2 separate regions of the Mus musculus genome follow, and region 1 is linked to region 2. A link is a contact called in ENCODE Hi-C or POLR2A ChIA-PET data. All regions are on one chromosome and are shown on one strand. The core of a region is the stretch at or near the end of the contact, and the rest is flanking DNA. Distances in the headings are between cores, read along the strand shown.

Region 1 (5,795 bases), core at 2,378-4,877, 38 kb before region 2:
GCTCGACTGGCTGGCTGGGCCAGATGTTTGCAGCCTCAGTTTCCCCGTCATTTCAAACTCTTGTCAAGGTCTGTGAGGCAGAGGTAGCATGGGGTGGGAAACTGGCTGTGATGTGAAAGGGAAGCTACATTTTTACAGGTTCATTATTCTTAGGGATCAGAGTCAGGTGGGTTGACCTTAACATCTGCCTGGAACTCTTGCAAGTAAGAGTGTGGGGAGTGGCTTGGTTACTTACATCAGAACTTAATTCACAACATTAACAATGGGCCCCAAACAGCTCTGCTGAAGGCAACTGACACATCAGGCTTTTAGCTTTGTTTTGAATTTAAATAAACTAATTGAGCCACATGAGTTCTTATATTATTAGCTCCAACCACACAACACAGCAGATAAAACACAAACACACAAGGGGGCTGCAGCCAGAAGGACGCTGGAGGCTTGGGAGTAAATGATAACCAGATCTTCCACCAAAAGGGAAAATGTTCCACGTCGCAGGCATAGTGTACAAATCTAAGAAAGGTCCTCTCTGCTCATTACTTGGTTCAATTGATACGACCATTCATCTTGTATAGACCGTATATGCACTAATTTCCGGGTAAATAGCAAAACTGTTATACTTGTTAAAGATATTAGCATGGTATAGCTGCAGGTGTCTCTCTTCTGGGGCATGCTCCTCTTCCTATGCCACTTCTCAGGTGTGGAAGAAATAGGCAGGAAGCTCTGAGGAAGATTAGCAACAGAGTGCACCTACTGCCCTTGGGAACACACATAGGTGTGTGCATCTGCTGCCCTTGGGGACACATAGGTGTGTGCACCTGCTGCCCTTGGGGACACATAGGTGTGTGCACCTGCTGCCCTTGGGGACACATAGGTGTGTGCACCTGCTGCCCTTGGGGACACATAGGTGTGTGCACCTGCTGCCCTTGGGGACACATAGGTGTGTGCAACCTGCTGCTTTTTCAGCCCAGAAAGCCGTACAGGTGTCATTTTCCCGCCTATACCAACTGTGGTATACAACCAAGGTGCTCCATAGGGCTGAGGCACTAACCTGGAGAGAGCAGACTGACATTGCTGCTTCTCTGCAGCTGCGTTTAGGGCAGATATCCGTGCTAGAGGGCTGGGGGAAATGGAGGCTGCGGGTCTAGGGTGTGCTCTTCAGGAAGGCTGTGGCAGATTCACTGAATGCCAAGGAACTGCCCGCCTCGTTGGAGACTAGTGGTGTTGGCACATGCCTTTATTTTCGTGACAATTTTAGGTAAATGAATTAAAAATAATAAATGGAGAAGAAAGGTAGGAGTCAAAGCACTTGCATCTGCCATCTCAAAGCCTATGTGAGCACAGGTCCTTGAAATAAATTGTGACTGCCTGGCGGCTTTGGCTTCCCACACTGTGTTGCCTCATGGTGGGGAAGAGCATTCACTGTTGCCTTGACTGTCGAGCTCCTCCTCCTCCTCCTCCCCTCCTCTCCCCCTCCTCCTCCTCCTCCTCTTCCTCCTCCTCCTCCTCATTTTATAAGTTAGAACTGGAAACCTGCCAGTCTGGAGAAATCAGTAAAACCAAAAATAACGCCCGAGTTCTCTGGAGATTCAGGGAAACAAATTTCCGGGCAACAATTGCCTCCTTTGAAAATTTTCCCACTTCTATTTTTTTTTTTTCAACTAAAATGTACGTGTCTTCTGAGTCATGTGGGGTGTTTGTTAGTGTAGACCACGATACCTATCAACCTAACAAGAAACCTGTCTAGTAGCGACCTGTCTGTCTAGTGGCGACGCATGGCTTTTTTTTCTGGCGCAGTGCTCATAAATGTGTGCAGTGCCGGGGGGGGGGGGGGGTGGTGGTGAAGAAGGGTGCATGAAATATTCACAGCATGGCTCCAGGGATCTTGCTGTGGGGGAGGGGAGCCCTCTTTTGCTCCTTCATTTGCAGAGACCACAGCGCTGAAGCCGACCTCATGCAGTGAAGGTCACCAATGGACTTCTTCCTTCCCCCTTCCCACGAGAACATGCTAACCCTATCATGTGCCATACACTATGCCATGAAATGGTAAGTAAGATTCAGAGTGTTGAAACGCCAGGCACAATGGCACACGCTTGTAATTCTGGTGCAGGGGACATGGGGACAGGTAAGTGGAACTTCGGGGGGCCTATGGCTAGCCAGCCTAGACTACTTGGAGATTTTCTGACCCATAAGGCATGCCGTATCGAAATACAACATAGATGGCAACTGATATTCTTCCTTGGACTCCACATGTGCACATACACATGAACACAAACACATGAACACAAACTCTCTCTCTCTCTCTCTCTCTCTCTCTCTCTCGCACGCGCGCGCGCGCACACACACACACACACACACACACACACACACACACACCAGCTTCGCAATGGTGAATGGGTGAATGTCACGGAGGGTTAAATACCATTCAAACACACTGCCAGGAACTTGCCAGCCTTAGCAGAAAGGGCTGGTCATGACGTTACAGCCCTAATCAGATTACGCAGTTAAGGGCACAGGGTCCTGGTAGGAAGTCAGAAGTGGCTATTTGAAGAATAAATGTTTAGCTAATGCTGGCCACCATTTTATCACCAATTGTTACCAACTCTAAAGGCTGGTCATTCTCCAAGGACGGGCTGTCTATTCAGAGGTACGCCACAACCACACAACCCCTGCTACGTGGTTATCAGGCAGGTTAATCACCTGCCTCAGAGTGAGGGGAGGGGTACTTCTGGAACTCATAGACAGACAGACAGACAGACAGCCTTAAAGGCTGACATTTAGCAAGTATGCACTGGTGTGTCTGTGCCATTTATTAAAACACAGGGAATACAGTTTTAGACAGAAAATAGGCACATTCCCAAGCCAGATGCTGTTAAGTATCTCTGCCACTCCTCTGTCCACACACACCAATGCCACCTCCAAATTTTGGTACTGACCAGTGCAGGACCTCAGCCATCAGACAGTTAAACTCAACCTATCAGGGAGCCTTCAATACGGAGGTTCCTTGCGTTCTGATTGGCTGATGTTCAATAGATAGGTACTTAAGGTAACTCGACTGAATACCACATATTTGTGATAAAGTCACAATGCATGATTGTTCCTTGTACTGTAGGTGTGAATGCTTTCAGGAAGGGGAAGGGACAGTGCTAAGGGAAAGGGTGGGCTAAGGGGGAAGAAAGACATGAGGAGAGGGGAGAAATACTAGAAAATAAGAAAGCACAGAGACATTTCAACAGTGCCATCATGCTGAATCACAGAAGAAAAGAAACACTCTTCTCAGGTTGCTTTGGACCACTCAGTGGTCTGGCAATGACCTACAGATGCAGCTGAAGTAGAGGGAGCCTGCGCTTTGTTCAGAAAAACCAGGCTGGGTAGGTGCAGGGCAGGCATGGCTTGCACCATAGCACAGGCTGGGGCACTGTCTGGAGAAGAAGTGTGGCAGTTACAGGGGACGTGGGGTCGGGGCTTAGTGGTGTGTGCATCCCTTTACCCATCCCACAGATGGTTTCTGAACATCTGTTTAATACCAGAAGCTGGGGTGGAACTGCACACAGGACGGGACGCTGTGGCCTTGTCCTTGACGGAAATAGCAGGGAGTTATGTAATACTGCACCTATCATGTTGCAGGCAGTTTCTAAGCACTTTTCAAAGATCATTCCTACTTAATCTTTACTACAAGCTCTTAAAGAGGTACTGTTAATAGCCCTGTTTTATGGGATGGAACAGAGGCACGGGGAGGTGAGGGTAACAACGTCCCAAGGCCATGCAGCTCAGAAGCAGCAGACCTGTGCTTCCATCCAGGCAGACTGGCCTCAGATCCCTTCTGTCACCCCCTCTGCAGAATCAGCCCTCTGCAGAGCCATTTTTAAGAGACTCACAATGAAACAATCACATCACACCTAGCAGAATAGTCTTCACACACTGTTACATTGTTACACTATTATTACAGCTTCACAACACCCGCGTGACTGCTACCCCAACTTAAGGGTAAGGAAGGAAGGGTTTCAGAGAGACTTCAGGGACTTTCCAAGGTCAAGTCAAAGTCAAAGATCAAACAGTGTGTTTTGATCTGCCATTACTAAACCACGAACCTTGTACATTGCCTCTTGGGGCTGGTGGAAGAGGTTCCCGAGTAACAGATTTTTGGCTCCACATTTGAAAGCTAGTTTAAGGAGAACAGATGACGTGATATTATTATGAACTTTTGGGTAGGCATAACACTGGCTCAGCAATGTTCTACATTGAATTGTATTTCCATGAAAAAGATAAACTGAGGTCCTAATACCTACTACCTCTGGAAGTGACAGTGACCTTAACTGGAGCTCACTGAAGACTAAACGGACACCAGGTGCTTAGCTGAGCTGATCCAGCATGACTGCCGACTGTCTGAGCTCCTTTACGTTTCATTTACATTTTTTTCCTAACCAGTAAGAATTGTGCCTGCACATACTGGGCAAGTCTAGTGTTTCACCATCAAGCTACATCCTCCCAGACCTCACCTGACTTCGTAAAACAAAGAAAAAGCAAGCGTGAGAAAAGATCTCACCAAGTTGTCTGTCTGCCTCGGCGGGCACTGAATTTGTGATCCTCCTGCCTCAGCTTTCAGAGTAGCTGGGAGTACAGGCCCATGCCATCCCATCCAGCTACTTGTCAAACGGGAGATCTGTACAGAGGGAATGGGGTGAGGAATAGGAAGGGGATGGTGACTCTAAGGCAGGGAACATCTGCGGTCCCCAGACAGGTGAGAGGCAGAAAAGTGATTCTTCCTGGAGGTGTGAGAGGGACCATGACTTTGCTGATGTTGACTTTGGACTGCCGGAGTGGATTTCCATTGCTTTACGCCATCCTGTCTCCAGTTCTTGTTATAGCAGCTGCAGAAGCTAACAACCTCTAAGAAACACACTTTCTTTCTGGGAATGGAGAGTCCCATCCCTACGGTGTCTGGCTCTGCAGATAGACTCCTTTCTTTAATTAACTTGGGTAATGAGATCATCTTGCTTGTTTAGAAATAAATGACCACTGTTTGTAAATCTTTATCAAGCCCAGTGATTTTTCTACCAATGAAACTAGTCGGTCTAAAAGCTACCCAACTTTTCATATGGAAAATCTAATAGGAGAGGTTTATTTTAGGAGCAGACAGTGTTTCACTGAGGAGCTCATTAGCAATTCAGGAAGGCCTACTGAGTCTCCGAAGATCTGCTCTCCAAGAGAAATGTTGGGATAATTCTTAAATTCTGATGACAGACAGTGACTCGATAAAAAATGGTCCTTGGTATTAAAGTTGTATAGGAGGAGGGAGCCCGCCAGTAAAACGGAAGGGAAAGCGAACAGATAAATTCAGGGGGGCAACATTCTGCGGTTACCGTGCACACACGAGCCAGGCACTTGTACAATCTCAACCTGGAGGTGAGGCCACCTTCAAGGGTAGCTTGAAACAGGGAGATGGCGGAAGGAAAGAGAAATGGGAAGACACTCGCCTGCTTAGGCACCGCCTACTGCTGCGGTCATCTAACACAATGATTTCTCCTTATCCTGATCAAGGTCCAAGTTCCTAGGACAGCATGACCCAGAAGTGACCCTGACTTTCTGTCCTGGATGTGCAGCCTTGGTGCCCCAGTGTTGAAAAAAACAAAGCAAAACAAAACAAACCCACAGGGTTACTTTGCTGGCCTTGCTCTTCTGCCTCCCACCAGCCATGTCTACATACTGGAGAGCGGAAACTTACGTGTGAATATTCCACGTGGCTTCTTCTGTCTTTGCTACCAAGTGTGGGGAGCTTGATTACCACAGAACACCCT
Region 2 (6,579 bases), core at 943-3,442:
AGAATGGAGGTGTCGATGGTTCGCTCCGATGGGGACCTTTAAAGGAACATGGGGCTCACTGGAAGAGGTGAGAAGTGAACCCCTAGGTGGGGACAACTTCTGAGAGCCCATGCCTGAGCCTGAGACAGGAAGCAGCAAAACCAAATGTTGTCATGAACCCACAGTTAGGGAGCAATGGGCAGATGAGGGGGCATCAGAAAGAAAAGAAAAAGCAGGGGACTGAGGGCAGAGAGTGAGTAGAACAGGGTGGCAGAAGAAAATTCTAGCATGACCAGGGCTGAGCCATGGTCACATTAAAGACAATGGTGATGTCGGGAATGTCAACGATACTGAGGCCACTGGAGTTCCCATTGATAGTGCGCAAATGAATCCTCTACTGGCTATTATAGCATTTCTGCTCCGCAACAGACAGAAAGCACACCAGGAGCTGGGACAGAGGGTGAAATGTTCTCCTGCGGTTTGGGAGTTTTGGGCTCGTGAAGCACTGACTTCCAAGGTAGAGAGTACTGAGGGGGTGCACAGGGGGGTTATTATATTATAGAGGGGTTATATAATAAACTGATCTTTTATATAGGAGGTCGAGTGATACCTGGAGTCCCTAAAACATGACATGAAGGGAACCCACGACACTAATATAGTATTTGCATAACACAAAGAAAAACTACCACACGTTTATTCCTGGGGGGCAGTGCATGTTAACATTTTTTCACTTCAGTGTACTAAACTTACTAAATATGAATACTGTTAACATAGTGGGAATTCTAAGATTAATTATACCGAATTCCACGAAAGGAGCTGAAAAACGAGTGGGTAAATATCAATTTGGGAGTCACTCTCGAGGTCAGGTCAGGTCTCCCGCATTTATAAGTTTGGTGATCACAAGGGAAATATTTAATTTTTGTATCTATATCCACATGTACCACAATGGCCTAACATATGTGTCTGGCAGTCATTAGAAAGTCCAGACGTTCTAGCCATGGTGCTACATGGCTAGAATGATTACTACTGCAAAGTTTAGACTGTCTGAGATGGTATTTGTAACTCGGGTCAAAACTAGGCACGTAATGTGCAGAAGACCCAAGTACTTAAGGGAAATAGGTAGCCTCCGCTTAAATAGGTAGCTGGCTGAGAGTCCAGCACTCAAGTTTCAGGTCAAAGTCAATCATATATTTTGTTTTAAGAGAATTCTCACTTTTTATTCTGAAATTGTTACCCATGAATTGTAAGCCTGAACTTCATTTGCATCAACTAGCTTACGGCTAGTCCCCCATGCATAAAGAGCAAGATCGGTTTTCCTTAGAAAGGTGAGAGGGTTAGGACAAGGCTGTGTGGTAACAACACACGCAGCTCGAAAAGCCGATGGCTTGTGAACATGTCAGTGAGGCACTGTACAGACGTCCATAGTCCACATCTTCAAATTCCCGCAGAAGGCTTCCTATTCTTAAACTCTATTGTGACCTTAGCACCTGGTTCACAATGCATGGTACAAGGAAAGGCTGAGTACTGTATAGCATCCAGGGGACAATTCACATAGATTATAGTAAGTGCATACCCAAGGTACAGCACACCTTGTACTATCTATCATACACTGTCTGAGGGGCTGGCACGCTTTAGGGCTGAGCATGTGCTAACCGTCCACAGACAGTGGTCATCTCTTATACGTAAGACACCATTCTAGGCTCAGGGACCCTGCAGTGATCTTAGCAGACAAGATCCTCATCGGAACTCAGCTCTGGTTCTCCCAGAATGGAGGAAGTCGACTGGTGAGATGCCAAAAAGCAGCAGGCCTGGGGAGGGGTAGTGGGATCTCGGATGGTGGAAATGGCAGAAAGCTTCACGAATAAACTTACGTGCTTTCCACAAGCTGCTATGAGGTGTGGTAGGACAAACTGCTCACAGAATCTGAGGCAAAAAGAGCTCTAAGCAGAGCAAAGGTCAAAACCAGCCCAGAAGCAAAGCCTGCTGGGCACTGAGGGAGAGCAAAGACCCCAGGCAGCTGGGAGAGCAGACCACTGTCCGCGGAAGTCAGGTGGCTGGAGGCTGATGACTTCACTCTCTCACGGCAGGCTCACTGGGATGCGGACGACTCATCGCAGGATGTGTGCCATTCTATCTTCTGTATGAGGCCAGAAGCCACTCAGAGATCTGGAGCAGAAGTGTCATCCGACTGAGGTGCCAAAAGAATCACACCTTCTTTCTGGGAACTGGCTTCTCTGTGCATGTGGTGCGCACGCGCATGAGCGCACCCCAGGGATGCCAATATACGTGTGTGCACATGGAGCTTGTTATTTCAGCTAAGCTGGCTGGTGAGTGAGCCCCAGGAATCCACCAGCCTCTGCCTTCTCCAATGCTGGGGTTAGGAGCCACGAGGTCATACTTGGGCTTGGTTTTCATAAGGGTGCTTGCTGGTGAACCCCCACCTCCACAACCACACCCACAGCCCCCCGCGCCACCCCTGCCTCCATTGTGTGGTGCTTACTCCCCAGCCTACCAACTAATTTTAATTTAGAAAGGTAATATCTAAGTTTCTAAAATTTGTGTAAACAGTTTTCCCAAGTAGTCTAGGAATATTTTCACCCAAAATTAGCAACACGATTTCATTAGCTGGTTTTCCATTTAAAAGCTCTATTCAACTGTTTAAGAAAACTGAAACCCTTAGTTTCAGTAAATATTAAATTTTAATTCATGTATTTCTTCCCAGATGTTCCTATTTACAAAATAGCCCAGATTGATTCCTGACAGTTGCAAGGAAAAGAATCTGAATACAAAATTCCCAAACACTGCTGTCTCAGAAGAAAGCTGCTCCAGGATTGACAAGTTGACCCTCAGGTGAGATGGGTTAACCAGGTCAAAGCCAGAGCCTGGCAGTAGATGAATTCTCTGCCCATAAAACAATTTTGTCCAGCTCGGCTTAGATGGAGTCACCCTAACTGGTGAAACAGTATTCCGGAATAGAAACCTGTCCTTCCAGAAAGCGTGCGTGCGTGCGTGCGTGCGATGTCGGTTCAGCGCTGAACTGGACCTTTCAGAATGAAGCCACAGCTGCTGGTATGTATATGCTCACATCGACAGCAGCCGCACAATACAGAAACACCACTGTCAGAACTACGATGTATTTTTCCAAGACAACTTTTGTTAAAGCATCTTTTTATACATACCAGTTTCCTTCCAACCACCCCGGCAAACACTTTTTTTTTTCTTTAATGTCCACACATTTATTTTAGCGTGTACTTTGGGAAAATTTAACCATATGTACAAATATAACAACAAGGAAAAGAAGTGTGCGGTCCCTTTATTGACACGGCAACAGAGATTCCTCTCATGAGTACAAACACCCCATAGTGCTTATAAACATCTTCTAGCAAACGGCATCAAAATCTCAAGGATTATAATTGTTTTTTGGTTTTTTTTGTTTTTAGTTTTTTTTTTTTTTTTTTTGGTTTTTCAAGACAGGGTTTCTCTGTGTAGCCCTCGCTGTCCTAGAACTCACTCTGTAGACCAGGCTGGCCTCAAACTCAGAAATCCGCCTGCCTCTGCCTCCCAAGTGCTGGGATTAAAGGCGTGCGCCACCACCGCCCAGCTGGACTATGATTGTTTAATGCCGTGACTGATATATAGGACTGAGGAGCCACCATTCATCACTCCAGTCATCCTGACTTTAGACACAGCTTCCCTTTGAGCCTGTCATCAACACCAGAGGCAGGACTGGGAAACTTCTGGAAGGCAGAGGAACAGCATTGCTACCTTCTGACATGCTCAGCCTTGGGTTAGGGCCTAAGGATGTGGGGAGTCACTCAGAGGGAATACGGTACCTCAGGAAGTAGGAATGGCATCAACTCTAAATGGGAGGAAACTGAGTCAGGGAACTAGAATAACGTTCCTGAAGAGAAACGTGGGGGCAGGGAGGGGTCGCTGCGAGCTTCTGCCCACTGTCTCTGTTACAGACAGCGTCTCTGGACAACATTGTCCTGTTTAACACAGATCTTGAATACTCTGTACCCCAAATGCTTCCGTCTACAAGCACACTTCTCCTGATTTTAAATCTTTTTTTTTTAAACCACATTCTGACTGTACCTCATCCCATGAAGTCAGACGTAGAATTTTCTACTGATGGAATTATGTCAGCGATTAAAACATTTCGTACTTTGAAGGTCTGGATAAGGGAGGATCAACCAGTGTTAAATGAAAGAAAGATAGGCAGCTTCAGGGGGATTAGCCTCGTCACTTTTCGGGCTACTCTTTGCTGCATCTGTAAGCTGTGTGTCCTGTTGTAGGGACTTCTAATCTTTAAAAAAAAATGACGCTTCAATATGAGCACACCAGTGTGCTCGGGCTGTGCAGATCTCAGCCATTTTTGCCAGCGTGTATTCTCACTACTGCTGAGGGCAGAAAGTTATTAAGTCATAAATAACCCAGAGAAGGTAGGGAGGACGGTGAGCAGTTTTCAGATGGAGGCCCATCTTGCACCTGTGCCTGGAGGGCTCCTTCTACATTCTTTACAGTTTGATAACTCTAGACTATATGACTTCGCATTCAAATAAGTCACCTGCAAGTCCACAGTTCTCAAACGGGACTGACAGCCTGGAGCAGTACCCCGAGGTGCTCCCACACTTGAAGGAGGGTGCTCCCATACTTCTGAAAATGGATCTGAAAGTCTCCTTTCACCTGTCTAATGCTCAACAGCCTCCTGGCTTCTTCCTTGAATTCTGTGCTAAACCTAAGGTCCGGCGTGATTCAGGACCCACTGTAGTTCTGATGGACCCATGGTGATGTGGTGAAGCGTAAGGATTGGAGACCTGACTGGGAGGTTTTACTCGGAGATAATCAAGGGGCACTGAGCCTCAGCAGTCAGAAATAGCCCCCCTACCTTTCTTTAACTTTAGGATACTTACTAAAACAGTAATATTTGATGTTATGACCTTTTAGTAGTAACAAGAAAACAAACTAGCACACACTGACTTAAAAAAAAGAAATGAAAACTTATAAAAATACCAAAAAAAGATGTCAGGAAGGCAAAACCAACGATGTCATCCAACTCAAAAATGATGTCAGGAGGGCATAAGCAATTAGGTCATGTATGTCAAAAGTATCAGTATAGTTTTTCTAGATGCAAAAGCCTATAAAGTGTAGCTCCCCTCTGCCATTGGCAAGCTGGGTGACCTTGGGTCACTCACCGGCTGGGGTCCTTAGCAATACCTCGAGAGTGACAGGGATCTTGCGCATTCGTTAGGACACTTCTGAGTATGCATTTAATGTGACAGATTTTATATGGATAATGTCATCAGTGGGTGTGTGGGTGGTGTTATCTCCCCTGGGGAATTGAGAAATAGTGTCTTATATCTGAGGCTTCCAGAAGCCAGCTTTGAATGTCCACTGCTTTTACAGGACACTTCCATTGGTGAGGGGTGAAAAGGTAAGTTCAGATTGCCTTTCCTCTCTCAACGAAAGGGGAAATAAAAAATGCAGAAATGGACTTAAATTACTACGGTTCAGATCAATTATGAGTTATCTGTCTAGCTTTTGCTTAGTCTAGTCAGAAAAGCCTTTTCTGACGAAAGGGTCTAAAACCGTGGTAGCTTACTATATGGAGTTCCCATTTGATTTCCCAAGCTTTTCTTCTCTTGGGCTAAAAATAGGTTCTTCTGCTTTTAGTATGTAGACAGAGTTTCCTTTTTCAAGATATGCAAATATTAACATTGGTTTGAAGACATATTTACAAGATTGATAAGTTAGAATTATGTCTTTTAAGACATAATTTGTGTATATGTGTGTTCCAGTGTATATGGTGTGTGTTCATGTTTGTGAGTGTGTGTGTGTGTGTGTGTGTGTGTGTGTGTGTGTGTGTGTGTGTGGTGTATATGTACCTGTATATGGTGTGTGAAAATGTGTATGGTATGTGTGTGAGTGTGTGTATGACTGTGTGTATGTGTGTGAGCATATGTATGGTTTATGTGTGTGTGTAGTGTATGTGGTGTGTTTGGTATACATGTGTACATTGTGCACATGTGTGTGTGAGAGAGAAGAGAGTGGATTGTATGTGTGTGTATGTGTGTGTGTGTCTGTCTGTCTGTCTGTCTGTGGTGTGCATGTGGGTTCAAAGTGTTGTTCCTTGGATGCAATCCACCTTCCATAGAAGCAGCATCTCTCATGGCCTGGAACCTGTTAACCAGGCCACAGGCATGCCCCTCTTCTACTTCCCAAGCACTGACCGGGTACCTCCTTTTATTTCCTCATGTGAGTTTTAGGCATAAACCCAGGTCCTCACAAGGCCTTTGCAAACTGAATTATTTCCCTGCTTTGAGACATAATTTTCCACATATGATTTAATCACCTTAAGCACCCAGTCTCTTCAACACCTGAGAATGGGGTCCATGCATTCATAGCACCATGATTTCTCAGAAAGGAAATTGAAAGCATTCGTAATATGCTTTAAAATTGGTAAGCATATTGGAGTTTTTCACAGGCAAAAACATCAAGCTAAGTGTCTTAGCCATCACAACGCCCTTAAGACTACCTAAGCCGATCTGGAATTCAAAGCAGCATAATTGTAGGGTTATAGTAAACCTCAGAGAACTCTCA

The links. A loop is a pair of places that touch in the nucleus more often than their neighbours do. ChIA-PET counts read pairs that join two places held with the same protein, here RNA polymerase II (POLR2A).
Region 1: a map of adrenal gland shows a loop between it and region 2 (2.0-fold over the local background). The contact joins two enhancer-like sites. A Hi-C loop is called at or near these places in 2 of 37 maps with a recorded cell type or tissue (T-helper 17 cell and adrenal gland). POLR2A ChIA-PET finds 5 or more read pairs at or near these places in 3 of 5 experiments (Patski and embryonic stem cell).

Annotation. Positions count from the first base shown.
Region 1 is chr14:120,366,928-120,372,722 of GRCm38, reverse strand. All of the region lies in intron 2 of Mbnl2 (muscleblind like splicing factor 2), which reads right to left. Gm26679 (a long non-coding RNA gene) reads left to right here. Exons shown (of 3, transcript XR_003951152.1): 2 at 1-5,795. Among named protein-coding and RNA genes, the nearest start is that of Gm26679, 19 kb to the left of the region's middle. Within about 2 kb of position 3,627, at least 3 of the 3 ENCODE cell types and tissues checked have a DNase peak (open chromatin) inside an H3K27ac peak, as active enhancers do.
Region 2 is chr14:120,326,240-120,332,818 of GRCm38, reverse strand. All of the region lies in intron 2 of Mbnl2 (muscleblind like splicing factor 2), which reads right to left. Among named protein-coding and RNA genes, the nearest start is that of Gm52122, 9.3 kb to the right of the region's middle. Within about 2 kb of position 2,192, at least 1 of the 3 ENCODE cell types and tissues checked has a DNase peak (open chromatin) inside an H3K27ac peak, as active enhancers do.